Linked DNA regions of Homo sapiens: region 1 is linked to region 2. A link is a loop called in an ENCODE intact Hi-C map of the cell type or tissue named here. Cell type or tissue: Panc1. All regions are shown on one strand. Links, peaks and the distances in the headings refer to the core of each region. The heading gives the core; the rest is flanking DNA.

Evidence for each region. Peaks named below come from ENCODE experiments on the same cell type or tissue, not always from the same donor. Only the 100,000 strongest peaks of a DNase experiment are listed, where the experiment ranks them.
Region 1: a loop joins it to region 2, with 4 times the contacts of the local background. A loop is called at or near these places in 46 of 110 quality-filtered maps.

What each region holds. Positions count from the first base shown.
Region 1 is chr2:163,176,899-163,187,059 of GRCh38, reverse strand. No RefSeq gene overlaps it. Among named protein-coding and RNA genes, the nearest start is that of KCNH7, 340 kb to the right of the region's middle. In Panc1, for the core only: CTCF peaks have their summits at 3,931 and 4,131 (motif pointing left); no DNase peak of the experiment used is centred there.
Region 2 is chr2:164,424,036-164,434,196 of GRCh38, reverse strand. No RefSeq gene overlaps it. Among named protein-coding and RNA genes, the nearest start is that of GRB14, 190 kb to the left of the region's middle. In Panc1, for the core only: CTCF peaks have their summits at 3,621 and 3,822 (motif pointing right); a DNase peak (open chromatin) is centred at 3,806; H3K27ac peaks cover 473 bases.

The DNA.
Region 1 (10,161 bases), core at 1,815-6,814, 1.2 Mb after region 2:
TGAGATACATCTGACAGTAACTTTAATTCCCCAGTGTTTAAGTTTTCCAGACTCCTACAAACCCTCTATATAACCTACAAATAATTAATATCTAAAGAAAGCCAATTTATGGACCTAGATGTCACATCAAGGCAGAAGGAATGAACATATATGTGCATGGGATAATTAAGGGTTTCTTTATGCTTTTCAAAAGGTCTGATCTGTTGGTAGACAACGAGGGTCTGAGCCACTTTGAGCAGTTGAGTAATTTGCATTTGCCAAGAGTTTTCACTCCCCACTCTGTGTATAAATGATTCTTGTTCTTTTTAGATATTCTGCCTTTTTCAAATAGTATGCTCCTTCAAAAATATTTCAAAATGATTGCAGTCTGAAAACAAATCTTGTGGTGGGTAGGCTAGTACTCTATTTCTTCTGAGGTTTGGCTCTTGCTTTTGTTTTTATACATAAGGTTTAAACAAAGTTCAGCCATTTGTATTGTTAGTTCACAAAACATTATCGTCCTTGGTATATTTAAGTCCCCTATATTGGTGAATTGGTTGGTTTGGTAACTTTCTGTTTTGTTTTGTTTTTGTTTTTGTTTTTTGAGATGGGGTCTTGCTCTGTCACCCAGGCTGGAGTGTAGTGGTGCAGTTTTGGCTCACTGCAACCTCCACCTCCTGGGTTCAAGGAATTCTCTTGCCTCAGCCTCCCGAGTAGCTGGGATTACAGGCACCTGCCACCACGCCTGGCTAATTTTTGTATTTTTAGTAGAGACGGGGTTTCACCATGTTGGCCAGGCTGGTCTCGAACTCCTGACGTCAGGTGATCTGCCCGCCTTGGCCTCCCAAAGTGCTGGGATTATAGGCATGAGCCACCATGGCTGGCTGATTTGTTTATCTTTTAAAAATTCCATTTTATCCCCGTTCCTCAATCCCATTTACCACTCTCTGAATGAGCAACCATTTAAATGTGTAGCTATTTATTATATTGTGTTCTTGGTAGGTGGATATTGACTTATGTGGATATATTTTAACATGAATGATATTGTTAGATAACTTTCCATTTTCTACTTTTATCCACCATGTTTTTAGTACCCATTTTAGGTTTTAGGTATACAGCTCATTGACTGTTTTTAACTGCTGCATAATGGTCATGTTGTATACCTATCACACTTTGTCTATCTGTTAGAGTTCTGAGCTTCAACTTCTGAGTAAACAAAAACAGACAAATATCCTAAAGGTTGTTTTTTCCTTTTTACTTAGACTTTTTTTCTTTTTGGTGTCTATGCTGTGAGAAGGGGGATATAATGACTTAATGATGGAAAGAAAAGGAGAAATAATACCATCAGTATGAGTCATTTAGGATAAACAGGATTAAGTCTTGGGTGTTTGTGATCCAATATTGTATAGCAATAGAGTCTGCAGGTTTATATCTGTTTAGACTTCCTGGGTGCTAATCTTGGCATATCTACTTACCATTCACTGACTACTTACCAACTAGTAACCTTAGATTAAGTTACTTAAACCTTTGAGTATCAGTTTCTTGTCAGTAATATGAATTAAAAAAATACACATCTTAACGTCATAATGCCACAACTTAATACTATAACTAAATGCTTTAACTGGTCATATGACCCTACTCAACACTAGGAGACCAAAAAATGAAATCTCATTAAGTGCCTAGAAGTTGCAGAGCCTGAAATATTCAGCGAACATCCTTAATGACTACCATATGCCTCACATGGTTGTTGTAAGGATTAAGGGGTTTATTTCTTATCCTGTGGTTAGTACAGTACCTACAACACAGTAGACACTGAAAAAATATTAGCAGTTATTTTATAGTTCTTAATAAGACATAAAAGACCTTTCATGCTTTCCAACACTCTCCACTTAAACATTGTGTTCTATTACTTTCCAGGCCTCCCTTTTCCCCACATGTGACAAGACAAATATGCCAACACTTTCATCATGTTTCAGATGAACAGTACCCTGCAGTAATACCTTGATCTTCATTTTATTTCTTTTGGCTCTTCTAGCCATTGACTCCTTGCCTGTCCTGCCATTATAACTACATCTTGACCATTGGATCTACGTGCCCTACTGATCTTGATGACAATTCACTCACAGATGTCTTTATTATGACTTTCTTTATATGCTTTATCACACAAATAAAATTATTGTCCAAGCTAGCACATTTTTAAGAGTGAAAGGAGAGCAATAAGTAAAAACCAGGGCTGTGTCAGGGAAACTGGGAGGGATAGTCACACTACTTTCTCCATTTCAGCAGTAAATTAATGGGTGTTTTAATAGCATCCTATGTCCTTCTTATTCTATAGGGAGTTAGTTTATCAGAGTAATCTTTGCCCTGAGGATTTTCTCATTTTTTCAGATACCTTGAGAATCATTTTTCTTGAGCTCCCTCTCCTTACTTCCTCCTTCCTCCAAAGTTAGTAAATTTCTTTATGTTCCCAAAGCCACAGGGGTATACTTCAAGTTGTATGGAAATTATTTATTTACACCTCTAGCTCCATTGTAAAGTTATGAGGTCCTTGAATTCAGGTATCTCATTTCATTCGTCTTTGTATCCCCAAGAACTTGCAGAATCCTGACACATGCTAGGCAATCAATGTTTGTTGCATGGATGAATGCGGTCCCAGAAATGTAATACCTTAATTAAGAGAACCAAATCATTAGTGGGTTGGGAAGTGGGTATTTCAAGCATTGTGGCAGGACAGCTGGAGACAGATTTTGAGGAAGAAGGTATTTGTATATTGACCTAAGATTTCATGTTAATCAATTTTCTTGTTTACATTTGAATCCTGGTTCAAATTCACTTGTAGCATTTGGAATCACTAGTTTATAAGAATTACAGTGTTCTAAAACTATCTTTATAGGATAATTTCAGATGTTTTTGAGCTGCAAATGTTTTAATACTATTAATCATATAAATCTTTAGAGGACTGAAACCCTATAAATAGCTGGCATTTTTTAATTGAACAAAATCTCCTAACTCTGCCACCAATTGAATTGAGTGGCCTTCCAAAAAGTCTTCCCCAAAAAGAGTGGCGGCAAAACTTTTAAAAGGTCAAAATTTGCGGAACACTTGTAATTCTCATTGGCATCCACTTTCTCTATTTTATGCTCCCTTTTTTTCTCCTACCCAAGGCTCTTCATTATTTCAAGAGCCTCCTCATTCGTTTCCCTAAGTCTAGTCTCTGATACCTCCAATCCATGCATCCATCTATAGTCATGTGGCTAGTGACTGCAAAACAGTAATTAGATCACATGACTTCCCTCTTCAAAATTAGCAATGTTATTAATTTATTATTATTGAAATTATTATCAAAAATAAAATAGCAGTGTATCCATTTAAGTTCTTCATTAATTAGTTCTAATTTACCTTCCTAGAGTAGACTCTTACTGCTACCCACCATAGTCTTTGCTCTAGAGTCACACAACTTCCTGAATGTAACATGTTCTGTCACAATTGTGTATCTTTTGTATTCTTCCTTCCCTCCCTCCCTATCCTACCGAAAAAAAAAAATCTCCAACATCCCTAATTTTTCAATCCCCAATTTAAATGGCACTCTCTCCTCTCATTCTATTTCCATAGTTTTACAATTTTATCTTAATTTAGCTTTTACATTTCCAATGGATTTTAAGGTTCTTAAAAATAACTTTCATGTCTTTTTTAATATTTACCTCTTCCAGCGTTGACTTAAACTCCTGCAAATTTTAGTCAATGACTTCTAAATTGTAATCGAATTAAATTTAATTGAAATAATTATTCTGTAATAATGTATTAGACCTCCAACTTTGGGGAAAAAAGATAGTTTTTAAAAGTACTGATTTTTAGGAGTGAACTAGACTTTCACAAGGTGCTTATCTTTCTCAAATGATTATACCTAAGCTCATATTTGAAGGCTGAGGACATTATTTCTTGTTTCTTGATTTCATATCCTTCACATCAACAATTATGAAAGGTAAAAATGGCATATGCTTTATAAAAACAGAAAAAGGTATTTTGCAAGATCTACACAATGAACATGAACACAAAATTGTTAATATTGGCTGAGGCTAAAATCTCTAATAATTTACTGTAAGGTGATGCATGATGACTCTAATAGTGACATCTGGTGGTTCACAGGGAACATTACATTAATACATCAATTTTAACCTCTAAACATGTTTCTATTTTAGTAAGACGGTTGTCTTTGTTCTTGTAAATTGGTCCTAATAATTTAGATATTTGTTTCATCCCTTATAGAGAAAAATTAATATTATGTTACAGATTTTGTTCTAAAATATGCACAAGTCTTAAATTGATATTTTCAGTTTGGAAAAGTAAGCTAAACTGCAGATCTGAGTTCTTTTTACACCTGAAAAATGCAGGAGGTGGCAGAATGCATTTTTTGCACCTGTAATCTATATCACTTTAACCTTGAACTCAACTCGCCCTAAACAACAGTGGCCCCTGAGAATATACGTGCTATAATCCATCCTTTCTACATGGATGTGAATCATTATGATACAAGAAAGCTCAGAAGATTGGAGTTCTCAACATTCTCTATTACTACTGAATCGTATGACCCTGAGTCAGTCATTTAATTCCTTGGGTCTCAATTTTCTCATCTGAAATATTTAGATTAGATATTCTCCATCTTGAAAATTCTTAATGATAAGGACTTAATAGACAGTGATGGTTAATTACAATGACATAGCTCTCCTCTGATATTTGGCTTTTGGTGCATAGAAGACAGGTACTTTTTAAATGATAATAGGGATTCTTTAAATTCATATTCAGTATTCAGATAACATCCATTACCAGAGCATCCAATGGGATAGCTCAAGATTCCCAGGACCACTGGCAAGGAGCCAGAGCTATTACAGTCACAATTGTGAAGAAATTAGAAACAGCTTAGGCTCGGCTCCTCACACTCAAGAATGGACTGAATATACCTGCTGCTGTATCCCCATTCAGTGATTTCCGAAGCCCGTTAAAAACTAGATTCATTAGAATCATCTGGACATTTGTTAAATATATGTCTCTCATGCTCCCCTACGCCTATGGAAGGGAGATGACTGGAATCCACAATTTTAATAAGCTCCCCTGGTGATAATGATGGTTATCCTGGTTTGGGTATTACTTACTAACACAACTTAGAAACCACATAGATTCAAATAGAAAGGGATGCTGATACCATAAAGCTGATGAAAGATTAAGTCTTTAAAGCCAGGACTTGAAAACCCAAGTGTCTACAGAGACCACACAAGTAACTTAAATTTAAAAATTAGCCAAGTAGGCATTAGGCAGAACTCTGGAGAGCATGCCCCATGCAAAGTAGGTAGCCTTTAATTAGCTGTAGTGGTTGTTGCCAGAAGGGGAAGCTTCCTAGGGTTGCCCTGTGCTTTGTAAAGGGAAGATGAAAATAGGATTCTTATGTGGACTCTCTAATCTGAAGGAATTGGAACCAATTCAATGCAAACTAAATGAAACACATTTGTGGGCTTCACATTTTTGTTCTCTATTTTAGATCCAATTCCTATTTGTCCCCTTTAAATCACACTTCACTTTTTCAGTTCCACTGCATTTTTCAGTCTAATACATCTAATCAGCTAGATGAACATACAGACTACACTATAGAGAATGGCTATTCCATCTTTTCTATTGTCATATCCTTTCAAATTATCTTAAAGTTTGTTTAAACTTTGTCTCGTCCTTAAAGCATTTTGGAGCTTTATTCTCCAAACATTTTCAAACATACTCTTTCTAGGCACTACTCCCAAACATCTTTTCTCTTTCCATTTATTTAACAAATATTATTATAGGTATTATTCATTTTCACAAAGTAATATCTAGTAGAGGCTTTAGCTTAAATAGGTGGAGATAAACAATAATTCCAATAATAACTTTCATTAATAAATAAGTGTATCATATATAATTAGTCTCCACATATATTTAAATGTGGAAAACTCATTATTTACTCATTATTTGAGCCTTTGACTTTCTTGACATTACTTGATTAAAGGCAAAAAAAATTCCTGTATCTCTCTTCACTCTAAAGTAAAAGTCAGAATTTTAAAAAGATAAAAACAAAAGGACTTTTTCTCAATAAGAAATCAGAAAAGAGCCTTGACTATGAGGTGATCTCCTGAGCCTCAATCCTAAGGCAGCATAATAAGAAGACCTCTAGGGGAGATGGCAATGAAGAAATTTAAATAGAAATCCAAATATTTTCATAAAATAAACACAACAACTTATGCTAAAAAGGAGTTTTATTAACTGGTCAAAGGTAGCTAGCCAACAGATTAGATATGGCTTTTGGTTTTTGCTGGGTTTTGTTCATGATGAGTAGTAGAATGATGCTTCTAGGTGATGGAGAGAGATCTCAATGTCCACTGCAGAAAAAAATAGGAAAAATAAAAGCACATGGCTCTAACAGAAGATACAAAATAGTAGTATGAAGATTGAGGCATACTAAAGCACTATTAATTATCTCCACATATTCAAATTGGTCATCTAAAGGAACTTGGGGATTTATCATCACCTGGAATGCATCCAAAAGCCACTATTTCAGAATATATGACATATCACCAGGACTCATATCATTGTAAAATGATATGACTCGATTAATTGAATGGAGATAAAAGATATCTAAATTTTATGTCCTATAATAAGCATCATTATATGACACATTAGTAGAATTTATGGAGGTTGATGATTTATTGAACATTAGCTATGAGCATGGCCTTATATGGGATATTGGAGAAAGAATAAATATAAACACAAAAGATCTTCTCTACTCTAGGATAGCTAAAACTCCAAAGAATACAAAGTACAAGTAGAAAAACACTTCAGAACAAGGTAAGATTTTGAATAAATTGTGTATTTTAATGAGAACTGGGTCCATTGAGTTTTAAGGAAATAAAGAATTGGAAAGCAGTGGCAATAGTTAGGGAAATTAAATATACTCTTTCAATTTGTCATCTTAACTAACTAGCTTTGAGCCTTCTAAGTAATTCAATCATTTATTCATTCAACAAACATTTGTTGAGTGCTACTCTGCATTTTTATTAAAAGGTAATGCATTCATGTGGCTCAGAAAGTTTTTTAAAAGGATATATCAAGAAGTCTCACTATTACCCGTCCCTATCTACTCTCATAAGAGATGATTTTTATTAATTTATTTCTCTCTTTTCTAGTACGTTTAGGCAAGTACAAGAAAATATTAACTTGATTTAGTATTTTAATCCTTTTGTATACAAAAGGTAGCATATTATGCACATTGGTTTTTACCTTACTTTTAGTATTAAAAGAGTTTCTTAGAAAACTGAATAGTAGGCTAGTCATGGTGGCTCATGCCTAGAATCCCAGCACTTTGGGAGGCTGAGGCAGGAGGATCTCTTGAGGCCAGGAGTTCAAGACCAGCCTGGGCATCATCGCAAGATTCCATCTCTACAAAAAAAAAAAAAAATTTAATTGCTTGGTATAGGACAGGTGCGGTAGCTCACACCTGAAATCCCAGCACTTTGGGAGGCCAAGGTGTGCGGATCATGAGGTTGGGAGATTGAGACCATCCTGGCTAACACAGTGAAACCTCTTCTCTACTAAAAATACAAAAAATTAGCTGGGCATGGTGGCGGGTGCCTGTAGTCCCAGCTACTCAGGAGTTTGAGGCAGGAGAATGGTGTGAACCCAGGAGGCAGAGCTTGCAGTGAGCCGAGATGGTGCCACTGCACTCCAGCCTGGGCAACAGAGCGAGACTCCATCTCAAAAAAAAAAAATTGCTTGGTGTAGTGGAACACACTCGTAGTCTTAGCTACTCTGGAGGCTAGGGTAGGAGGATCTCTTGAGCCCAGGAGTTCAAAGTTGCAGTGAGCCATGATCACACCACTGCACTCCAGCCTGGACAACAGAGTGAGACCCCCATCTCAAAAAAAAAAAAAAGAAAAAAAGAAAGCTCTCAGCCAGGTGCAGTGACTCACACTTGTAATCCCAGCACTTTGGGAGGCCAAAGTGGGCATATCACTTGAGGCCAGGAGTTTGAGACCAGCCTGGTCAACATGGTGAAATCCCGTCTCTACTAAAAATACAAAAATTAGCCAGATGTGGTGGTACATGCCTGTAATCCCAGCTACTGGGGTGGCTGAGGCATGAGAATCACTTGAACCTGGGAGGCAGAGGTTGCTGTGAGCTGAGATTGCACCATACACTCCAGCCTGGACAACATAGTGAGACTCTTTCTCAAAAGAAAAATCTTCAAAACACAAAACAGAAAATAAAACCTGAATAGTATTCAACTAAGTGGCTGTACCATTGTTTAACCCATCCTCTGTGGGTGGATACAGATTATATCCCATTTCTTACTATTAATAATATCAACAGTACTAACCTTTTGCAATAATAATTTTGTAGAAAACTGTTTGTTCATATATTTTGTCTTACCAAACTCCCTCAATAGACTCTAATATTCTAAAAATACTTCTGCAAATTCTTACTGGTTCAAGGGAAAAGATGATGGGAGTGTGGAGCATAAGGTAATAAGAGAAGACAGGAGAGATGACAGAAGAAAGAGAGTTATAAGAGTAGGCAGGCACTGCTCTGAATGCTATTTTAGGGATGTTATTCCCCTTCCTTCTCACAGGAGCTATAGTTCCAAAAGTAAAATAGTTTCTTATCAATCCACTGTATAAACAAAAAAACCTACCTTTTTTATCTATAAAATATAAAGAAAAGAAATTAAAAGTAGTGAACACATAAAATTCAGGAGAGGTGCTAATTTCTTAAGAAGTCTTAAACAAGATACACATACACATATATATATGCATATATACAACATATGTGAATAAAAATATTATATCATATATAATTGCATACATGTGTATGCATAGAATTTTTAAACTTTTGATATGTTTTATTGCTCTTGGTAGCATCCCCTAATATAAAACACAGCATGAAGTATCCTCCATTTCCTTTGAAGCAATTTTAAGAAACCCTAATACAAATAGTCTTAAGAGAGAGATAACAATCTTTGGCTATCCATACCTCAACACTGTAATTTTTTACTAGTAATAACCATCTTTTCTATCTTTAATCTCTTGTTGGTTGTGGATCATTACACAGTCAAATCGTTAGCTGAATCATGTCATGTCCCATGGAGTTTTATCATGTTTAAATTTTCAAAACTTAACTTCGTGTAGGAAAATGAAAGGTATTTTTTTAAAAAACCAAAGCCCAGGTTCTTCCCAAGCTCTGACAGCTTGAAAGGAACTCCAACAGAGAAACAGAAGCAAAATGAAAACTCCTGGAGCCTTAGCCCGCCCATACAAGACTCTAATTGGCAGCCTTCATAGAGAATTTGTCTGTCATTCAAGTGCTATATACTCTTCTATTTCCTGATTAACTTTGAAAACACAGACATTGCCTGGTACAATAATTTGTCTTAAAATTTCAATAACATGACTTTGATATTTTACAAAATTCAGCATTTAATGTGTCAGGGTATTTTAACACATACTCATTATATTTTTTATTACCTTTTACTAACACTGTTGTTTAAATACCTACTTTAGACCTAGTTCTTTTGCAAATGAGATCATGTGCATGATATTTTAATTAGGGCTTATTTAGGAAATTATTTTTTTAATGTCTCTAACTTAAATGTAAAATATTTCAAAGCCCTTGTGTGTAATATGGGTACACAACAGAGCAGACCTGACACACACTTTGGAAAACTTGTGAGATTCCTTGCTAATTGAAAAAAAAAGAATGCTACTGCTTCAGAAGAGCTGAAAGAACTTTAAAATTATCTGGTTTTAAAATCCTATACCCTTGTGAGGGATCGATATTATTTTGAAGAATATGTGACTTCTGAAAGCTCAGAGTCGGTGGTAGAGCTCAAAATAGAACCAATGAATCTTGACTCTCAATTTGTGTCTCTAGCTAACCACATTAACTGGACAATTTTCTTTCATCTGTGTATTATTAATAACATAATATCCTGTGACACAACAGACTAATCGCCTCTTTGGAGAATTACCTTAGAGTTATGTGGGACACGTTTTTAAAGAACACATTATGTGCATAGATGTATAACTTACGGACTATCCTATAATTAAATAGTTGCTGGATATTTAGATGAGGGTTTTCACTTCTAGTAGTCTTAGTTTTATAAATAGGTAT
Region 2 (10,161 bases), core at 1,727-6,726:
TATAATACAAGTTAACCAATCCACATACTGAAATAAGAGTTAATTGTAATGATTCATTGGTTTTTCTATTGGAATTTCTTCTATTTTAAGATAAAGACTATACTAATCTATAAAGTGATTTAGCTGATCTTAATCTTATGAAAGATGTAAATATTCACAGTACAAATGTTTATACTTGCATCTTATGAAAACATCTTTATGTAATATATTCAAGGTGCCTGGATTTGGGCTAGGCACATAGTTAGATGTGTAACAAATGCTAACTCTCTTTCTCTGTTCTGCATTCTACATTATAAGAATTTTAATGTTTTGTCCCCTTTTTTAATGAGAGACGACTACATTTTTTAATTTGGACAAACCACCTGAGAAATTACAGTGTATATTGAAAATAACACAGCCTATAGAACAAAGTTTGCATAAAGACTGACCTGATGCAAATTTTGCATAAGGACTGAGCTGAAGGGGGTATGAGGACTAAAAGTAGTAGAAAAATTTCACTCCTACACTGTCGCATAATCATAACCTGATAGTAATATTCCTTAAGGGGGTTCTCTGGTTTACAACTAAGTAGGTTCCAGGAGGCCAGGGCTGTGAATTTGTCCTGTTCATAGTTGTTTATCCAGCAACGAGCACAAAATAGGTGCCCAGCAAATATTTTTTTACATGAATGAACAAAATGCTACTTTTTCCCTTTGTTTTTATCTTTACAAAGACATGTACATAAATTAAAATTTTATATGATCTTGTGGTATTTTAAAAATAATCAGAACATTCTATTTCAATTCTGACTAAATTATTGTTATGATTATTGCTTTTTACTAAGACTGAAGCTAAATCAGTTCTACTGTGATTATGATTCAGGTTGTGCTGAGGAATCCCTAATCTGCGTTTCTTTTTTTCTCCTCCCCCTTGCTAAGTGATATTATACCTAGCACAATATTCCTACCTCAACTATGGGACCTGTAAGGGTTTAATGATCTTAATTTATGTATCCTCATTTATTACGTAGTACTTGTAAACAAAGACCTTTACATTGATGCCTGTGAATGAGACATCCAGAAGAACTTTTCACATACCTAGAAATTAGTGCATGCTCTACTTTCACTGATGCAAATATTTACTAACAAGAGAGAAAAAGAAAATAATCTTTCTCTCTCGTTTTTTTCCCTTTTCTGAAACCTAAAAGCATTTTGTTTTCTAGAGCTCTGTAAAAGTTAAGCACATAAAAGGTTAGGAGCCTGACTTTTTTCTGTCGTGTATATCTTTGAAAAATTGGTTTATGAAGAGTCATACATCATGTAGCCGGACATATGGGAATAGTTAAAGATTAAGGTAAATAGACAAATTGAACTGCTTTAAATCATTTTCCTGGTTTCAATTTTATGAAAGAGCTTATGAACAAAAGCTGACATTAAGCAATCACAATAGGCTCTTCTATATGTTTTAGACAGTGGTAAAGACTTTAGTGTCAGAGAGTGTTGCATCACCAATAGTTACATCAATTTGATTCGTGTCCAGATTTCAAAAATGTTACCTTGTCAAACCATAACCTTTTCCAAGTCTTTCATTTGTCATTGTTTTGTAGATTATATCATTTATTTTACATTACCTGTATCAGAAAGCATGGATCATGGATTATAAGATTTTTTTATTATATGTTGGTTGTTTTTGTTTTTAAAATAAAATTAATACTGTAGGCATTTGTGTTCAAAAGGGACTAATCAAATATTTTGGAAGGAAGTTTGATTTCATGTAACAAACATTACTGTAACTTCACCTAAGGAGACCTTTGGTTCCTTTTTGCTTAAAAATATATTTCAGAACCATTAGGAGAACATTTTAAATAAATTGAGTAAATATACTGAACTTTTCAAGGTATCTAATACACTAAAATCCTGTGGAGAGAAGCTGGCTGCTTGACTTTAAGGTAAGTCCTAGGAATTTGCCCAGTGGCATGGTGACAAACCCCTACTCTTATGAAAATTGCTATGAGATCTTTAATGTCCACACAGAAGAGGAAGGATTTGAGGTTTTGTGGTCTCATTTGAAAGACCCCTACGTAGTAAACTGCATGGAACTCAATTTATCTACCTCAGAAAGAAGAGAAGTCTTTGTAGCTCCTGTACCTATAAATCTAAGAAATTCTGTGAATATATGCCTTCATATTCATGCAGCACCAATTCCCTTCTTAAAAATAATAAAAATAACAAGGTCTATGATCATCACGTTCATATAGATAAAAATCTATTAACTTTTCATCGTTATCACAGTTCTCCTATCAAAGTGTAGGCATTCGTGGGGCAAGCTCACCTCCCCTGGTAGCCGTGCAGAGGTAGATGAAGATCTTTTACATACTTCTTTGTTGGTTTGCCTTTTATAGTGTATGTGCTTGATTTAGGAACTGCTGATGGTAAAAAGGTAATTTAAGAAGACTATAAATATTTGCACAGATATGCGAACCCAGCTTGTAAGACATCCGGCTAACAGGTTTTCCCATATTCTGAGCAAAGTGAGTGATAGGAAAAAAAAGTAACTTCTAGAAAATGTTGACCACGTTTAATTCAGAGCTTGATCTGATTCTATGTGAGGTAACACATACTTTAATGCCCAATCTGGAGACTTACCTATGAGGTATTGTGCACGTGTTAGCTTTATTTTCTTTCCAAACATTCTATTTGTCACTAGAAAGATACATAAGAAATAATCTAACAGAGTTTGCTGAAACATCTCAGAATGTAAATGTATAAACTGTTTCTCCATAAGAAATGTGGGTGTAAAAGAGGAAAACACTATCATGTATATTTTGATAAAATTATAGCAATTTTGTGGGTTGGGAATTTCTCTGGAATTCGGTGCCTCTAGCAATTTTGTCTTCAGTCTTTCCTTATTGTGTGCTTAAGCACAAACTATGTTGGTTTGGCAGTTTTGATGTACTTAAAGCCTGAGATTTTTGTTTTTTAGGTCAGGTTAACTAAGTAGTTTGTTTCTATAAATGCCATTTATGATTGCATTACTATAAATCCATAATTTTGAATTCCTCTACTACATCTTTAGTACACCAACCTGGAAAGATGTATCTGTGATTTAAAATTGAATACACACGTCTTTCCTGTATTTGTTATTTACAACCATGAAATTCTATTTCAAAATATAAACAAAACCAGTGTTTTACAGATACTCTTTCATTTTTTCAGCAGGCCCATTGTACGCAGGTTTATTATGTGATTTATTTGTGAGATGAAGGGAGTTAAAACTGAGAGCAAACAAAAGTGATCATTTAATCATTTGATGGGGTCTTTTTTGCTCACCTTTACAACTGGTATTGATTAAAACAAATAAGATTAATTAAAAATTTGAATTCAGAGATAAAGTTTTTTTTTTTTTCTTTTTCACTGTTACTGGAAACAATGTAAATTCAATCTTTCATTGTACATTATGGCTTTGGGTGTGAAGTAACCTTTTTCTTTAAGGTGTTGTCATTAGTTAAGTTTTTCTCAGTTATCCCAGCAATTTATACAATTAACACATCTCCTGAAATATCCATAAAATTTGACAATGTATTACTGAAGCAATACTCTAATAAAGTTAATGCACTATTATAACTTAAAGAAAATCTTAGATCATTTTAAATTTCTTCAGTATGCTTGATCACAGAATAATATTAAAACATTTTTAAGTTTAAGAGCACATTTAGGTCACTTTTGATGACAGATATACTTTTTAAAGGTTCTTAATATTGGCCTATAAAGCAAGTGTCAATGAGCTTGAGCTGCATACAAATGACTTTTCTGCCTTCCACAGGGTTCTTCAAAGCTGTGGGCACTAGAGGGTGCTCTTGGAACTAATACTAACAATGAGTGGCCTAAACTTGTTCTTTCAAATCAATACTATCAAGATCCAAAAATGTTTCGAATGAAATACTATATCATTATTAGTTTTTAACACTGGGCTCTGTGATTGTCATCAGCCCAACTTCCAAAACAAATCACAAAAACAGCAATTAAAGCCAAGAACTCCGTAGCGTGACAATTATTTGTTGTTAAAATCAAGATTCTTCTCCTACTCTTTTAAGTATTCTCCCACTTTTTATTCAGGATGTATACATTTTTATAAATGACAAGGAAAACGGGCTTGTCAGGCAATTAACATTTTATTTGGAATTTAAATGCGCAGAGTCAGAAAAGGTTGTTTCTTAAAGGAAATGTATCAAGAGTCTGCAGTCCAACTTTTCTCATGGTATTTGTGAGGTATTGTGGGCATCCAGGGATGCTTGCACATGAGGATACAGCATCCTTATAAATGTTGTTTTATATGAAATTGTAGAATCATCACCCCCGTCCACCCCCTGCAGTTATTTATAAAGGCGTCATTGGTAGTTGCCTTTCTTAGACCTTCCCTGCAGGCATGATCAGACTCAAGCAGGCAGCTATTTCTCTTTAATTTTCCACAGCAAGCCAGTAATGCTTATGATTATTGTGAAGTCAGGAGAAGTTTAGTTTCATTAAGTGACATGTAGTGATACAATTAGTTACTTAAGCACTTCTCATAAAATGTTCCACCATGGAACCTAGGTTGTCGGATGCAGCTAAATATTAGCATCTCATATTAAACACAAGAGTAAAGCTGCCCTGTGGAAAGCACAGCTGACAGCTCTCAACATGAGCTGAATGATCATTCTCAATTGTAATCGATTCTGTAAGTACTGAACACAAACCCCCAGGCAATTGAAGAAAATAGGATGATGAAGGACTGCAAACTAATATGTTACACATCTTCATTGATTAGACATTGATTAACCATTATTTTCCTGAATGACAAACAGCTAGTGGTAAAGTAACTGAGGCTTGTGATTTATTTACATCTTAGACAGGGATGACTTCTTTATTCAGCTGATTGTGAGCTAATGCTAAACCAGGAGATAGCGATAGCTAGAGAATCCAGGCTGCTGTTTTCTTTTTCTTTCTTTTTTTAAAAAGAAATCTTCTTGGGCAGCCTTTCTAGATTTCTGGAATGTTTCTATTAGAAACAAATTTAAGTAGATTTTAAAATGATCAGCCAAATTCCAAAATACAGAACATGTACCTGTGGTATAACTACATTTAAAGGGAAGATCATTTTATAGACTTGGTATTTACAAGCATATTGATCAGTGTTTATTGAACTTTTAATTTAATTCTCTCTTCTTTTCAGTGCCTTATTGGCAATTACTCACATTTTTGGAATGAGCCAAATGAGAGTTTCTATGTGTCAGTTACTTATTTTTCTTCTGTGAAGCATATTACTTTAGAACTATGAATCTATTTAAATGTGATACATGTAAGGAAGCAAATATTTTACACTTTAATTTTTGGTTCACATAAAACTTGAATATTATGGACAATCTTAGATTTATGTAGCAAAGTCTTGCAGCAGTGTCATAATACTTAAAGCTATTTCAAAAGATTGCAAACAGTATGCCCAATGGAAAAAGTTTACTCGTGAATTTTCAGGCGATCTTTTTTTCTATTATAATGAAGGAAAGAGAAAGATACTCAATGAAATGAACTGGATTAGCACTAAGTAGAAACTAAATAATAATGAGACTAGCTTTTTTTCTCTTTCTGAAGTACTCCGCATTTTTAAGGTTTGTGGAAAACATTATTTATAAGCAGAAATAATTAAGATGTTCTGGCATTCTTCATTATAATGGTCATGATAAAGACTTTTGATGTTCAAGAAAGCGTAATTTGCTTCTCCATTGGAATTTGATTGTAAATTAGCACTAATTAATGTTCACTTAAGTGTTACAGATGTGTGCTATATGTAGTTAGTTACCAAAGGGGTAACTGTAGAAAATTTATTCTGTAAAAGTATATTAATTTAGAGTAATGATTAGAATGTCATTTAAAAAATAAGAGAAATTCATTACCATTTCCAGTGTTACAAGCCAATTTTAGCATTTATACAACTTAGGAAAAAAATTAGTAAACCATATCATTTAAATTAATATAGAGATGCATTAAACACCACCCTATTAGTTCTTCAATTATTAGACATGTAATTGTAAAATTTCATTGTATTTTGCCCTTTAATGTAATTCTAACTCTAGGTTAATAAATCAGATCTGTTATTTATGGACATTGCCAACTTTATCATAATAAATATGAGTATGCTTTTCCCCAAGCAATTTTTGTTAGTCTCTTCTAAGAAACTGGACATTTGTGTACATGTATATTAACTGAAATCTTCCAGCTAAAGATTTGTCATACGGTTTTAGGATTTAAACAATGGGGTAGAGAGAAAAATGTGTGAAGTTTAATTCTACATTTTTAATTTTGAAAATTGGAAAGCTAGTTTAGTTGTTAAAGAAACCCAGCTTTACTTTAAGGGAAACAGACTTGTTAAGTTTTAAAAGAGGAAGAATACCTAGTTGGGACAACATGTGGTGCTCTGACTTTTACAAAGGGAGCTAAGTATAAGCTTGACTCACTGAGTTGCCCTTAGTTTAAAGTAGATCAGTGGATCCATGCTAATTATAAATCACCTCCTTAGTATTATTTTGAAGGGCTGATCTAAGTTCCCCCTTAGCTTTTTACAGTACTCAGAACTTAGGAGAGGAAAGGTGTTGATTGGCTAGTGGAGCGTGAAGAAAGAGCGAAATAAAAAACCATCCAACAGCCATATCCCAGAGGGAGCTTGGAACCCCAGAAAGAAGTCTAATAGTGTGCTGTTTCCTTGTCCATCTGTGTTCAGGTGAGAGCACCACTTCAGGGGTCTGTGTGCAAATGTAAAAATCAGAAACCTAGAATTTTATAGAAGCAACGATGATGTGACATTTGCACAGCAACTCACCTTTGGGGAAATAAAAGGCACCTCCTTTGGTGTTCACCGTCTTTTCCTTTGAATGAATGTGAGTGTGTGCATGCACACACACACCCATGTGTACGTGTGAGTGTGCACGCGCCTGCGCTTATGTAGATCTGCGTATGCTCCAGTTTCTTCAAGCATATTTAATATCTTTAAAATTTTAAATGAAAATGTAGCTGTCAATTTTAAACTAATTTGGATGGACAGCAATAAAATGCAAACCTCACTTCAAATTAGAATTTTCAGTGAGGATTTCTAATGGAAAGTAATTGCTGACAATAGGAAATGACAAATTACTAATTACTTAGTTCAATTAGACTTTTGTGCCTTTGGTCCTAAGTGGCAAGCATACAGCAAATCTTGCACTTTTATAACAATTAATGACACTAAAACTATTTAAACTGCCAACAGATGTGAGTAAGAAGACATGAATTGAAACTTACTTAATTTACATACTATCCCGATTTTATATCAAGTAAATGGTGTTTAAGTTTTATGCTACAATTAAATATTACTGGTAAAGTGCAATTTTCACAGAACTTCATAGGACGAAATATCACTGTTCAAAAGCTGGTCAGTGTTAATGCTTCCTTTTCTCTTATCACAGCAGTATTTCTCTTTAAAAGACTCAAGAGTATGAATTTCTATCTATACTGTATTCATGATTACACATCAGTGTTAATTATATAGTGGCATCCTTGGTTTTTGCTTTTTCTCTATTTTTTTGTCTATTCCGTTCATCTTTGATTTCCTAACAATCTATTTAGAATCCATATATTTTCTACTTCCTTTCTTTCCCGTGAGACTAAGTCAGGTGTGGTTTTGCGAAAGGATTTTGTTGAGAAGTTCAGTTGCGTTAACTATCTCTGTATTGTTAACTTCTGGCGGTAGCTTATAGAGAACTTAATTTGCTATTCCCAGTGCTATCATTTTTTGTAATTTTGATTCTGAAAATATAGAACTTAAAAATGTTTCCAGTTATAATCAGAAAGATTTTTTTTTCCCTCCATAGGTCTGCAGCTCAGTACACTACTGCAGATGCATGTGGACCAAAGAAAGAAGGTCAAGGGATCCAATTATGTTTGCAATGATCAATTTCCCTATTAAGATTTTAAATATATTTATCCTTTTTTCAAAGCATGTAAGAAAGTATTTATCAGTGAAATGAAAATAAAAATGCTGATCAGTAGTGAAGCAAATTCACCTGGCATCTTGTGCCTATGGAGTAAGGGGAATGCTTTTAGGAACTAAACCGGCAATAAAAATAAACTTAAAAGGTTGTTATAGTAAAACAAAACACAACACTGATACAATTAAAGACTTCCAAATCATTGCATATGTAAGCAAAGAAGTGATCCACATGTAGAAACCCAAACTGGCTATTATATTCCAGTTTTCCTCTGGGAATTTCTTCAGCTCATGAGATTCTCTGCATGTCATTAAGAGTTCAGGCATCAGGTACTTAATCACCTTTTTCCTAGTGTTCTGGATAAAACTGCAAACATCCTATCCAAATTAAATGTATATTTCTTATTGAGATGGCATATATTGTGTGTCATATTAGTATTGAGAGTTCATTATAATCGGGGGAATGGAAGCTTTTTTTGTTCTACTTCCCTTGTAAACAAGAGAAAATGTAAATATACTTTGTTTTATCCTATGGATGGAGAAATGGGGGCAAATTAGAGGGTTCTAAAACTTGAGAGCAAACATATTACAGCAAGCACTTTCTCTAGGGCTTTTGCTTGATTTTTGCAGGTTTTTTCAAGACATGCAATTAAGCTATTGTTTAGAAGCAACACGGTAAACCAGATCCAAATAATCAAGGATAGTTTTTGGACAAACCTCTGTTGTTTCACCACAGCTGTAGTTTTCTTTTCTCACGAGCCCTGTGAACTTTAAGGGCTAGAAATATAACAGAGAGCATACTAGATAATAGAGGAAAAAGGAAAAGCTTAGGCAGGGGGTAGGAGGCCTGGGCAGGGACAGAGGAAAGAAAGACTTTCACAAATCACGAGAAAAATGGCACTGGCATTGTGCCTAAAAAAAGATAACGTGGAAAAGAGGCAATAGCAGCAATAGACTTAGCAAGTATATTTAGAGCAAGAATGATAGAAGAAAGAAGTGGCCTAATTAGAAGAGAGGGAAAAGGAGAGAGAGGGAGCGGGAGAGGGAAAGGGAGACGGAGAGAGAGCAAGTGCAAAGGAAGTGTAAGAAAAAAAAACAGAAAGAAATAAGCCTAGGGAAATTAGCAAAACATACGAAGCTAAGGATATATCCTCACTTGTGCCACAATACACCATGAAAATAGAATGTTTCGGTTGATTTAAACATCCAAGGAATGAGTCCTGTCTTTCTCAGTTTCCATCATCATTACTGAGACATAAACAACATAAAAATATCACTTTGATAATCTAGATTTCTTTTCTGTGGTTACCTGAGGAATTGAAAGGTATGTACTATATATATTATGCTTTATGAAATATATAAACTTGCCATATGCCTATTTCCATCTAATTTATATTGTGTACATGACTTACACATGTTCTGTGCTTAGTGAAAATTTCGGGAAGAAGGTTTTTAAGCTCAAAGAAGTTCGAACAAAATTATTTTTTAAATAGGCAAGCACGTAGAATTTCTCAGAAGATTTTGAGACAATTGTGTGGTACAGGTTTTTGAAACTTGATATTTTAACATTATATATAAATATTTAAATATCATATGTGGATACTTAAGATTATGCATATATATTTATATATACACATATATATGTATAGCTATATATATACCTCTGTATATAAAAGCTTATAGGAAGGACATTTTCTTGAGTTGCATTTTTTCATATAAGACCTTACTTAGATGAACATGCTATTTTTTAAATTACAATTCAGTTTAGGAATACCCAAGCTCGATTCTTGTCATGCGTATAATCTTTCTAGACAGGCATATAGAAGTGTTGGAAGATTGTTGTCAGCCATTTCCTTCCTCCCTCTGTTCCTTCTTTCTTCCCTTCCTATCTTCGGGATCTGTAGGGCCTCTAAAATGTCTAACATGGCCTATTTGGATGGGTTGCCCATTGGATGGATTGAATTTTATTCTGGATATGAATCTATGACAACATGGGATGAGAGGATCAGGGCAAGATTTTTTTGAAATAATCTTTGGAGGTGATCTAGAATATTTGGTAATTCGTATCATTAAAGCAGATCGTGCTATGTAGGTACTGGTCAGCAGTACATATATCCTTGACTGCTCCTTCAGGTTCAAGATATGAAGACTTTGTTTGGACAATTTAGTAATGTCTTGATAATTTAT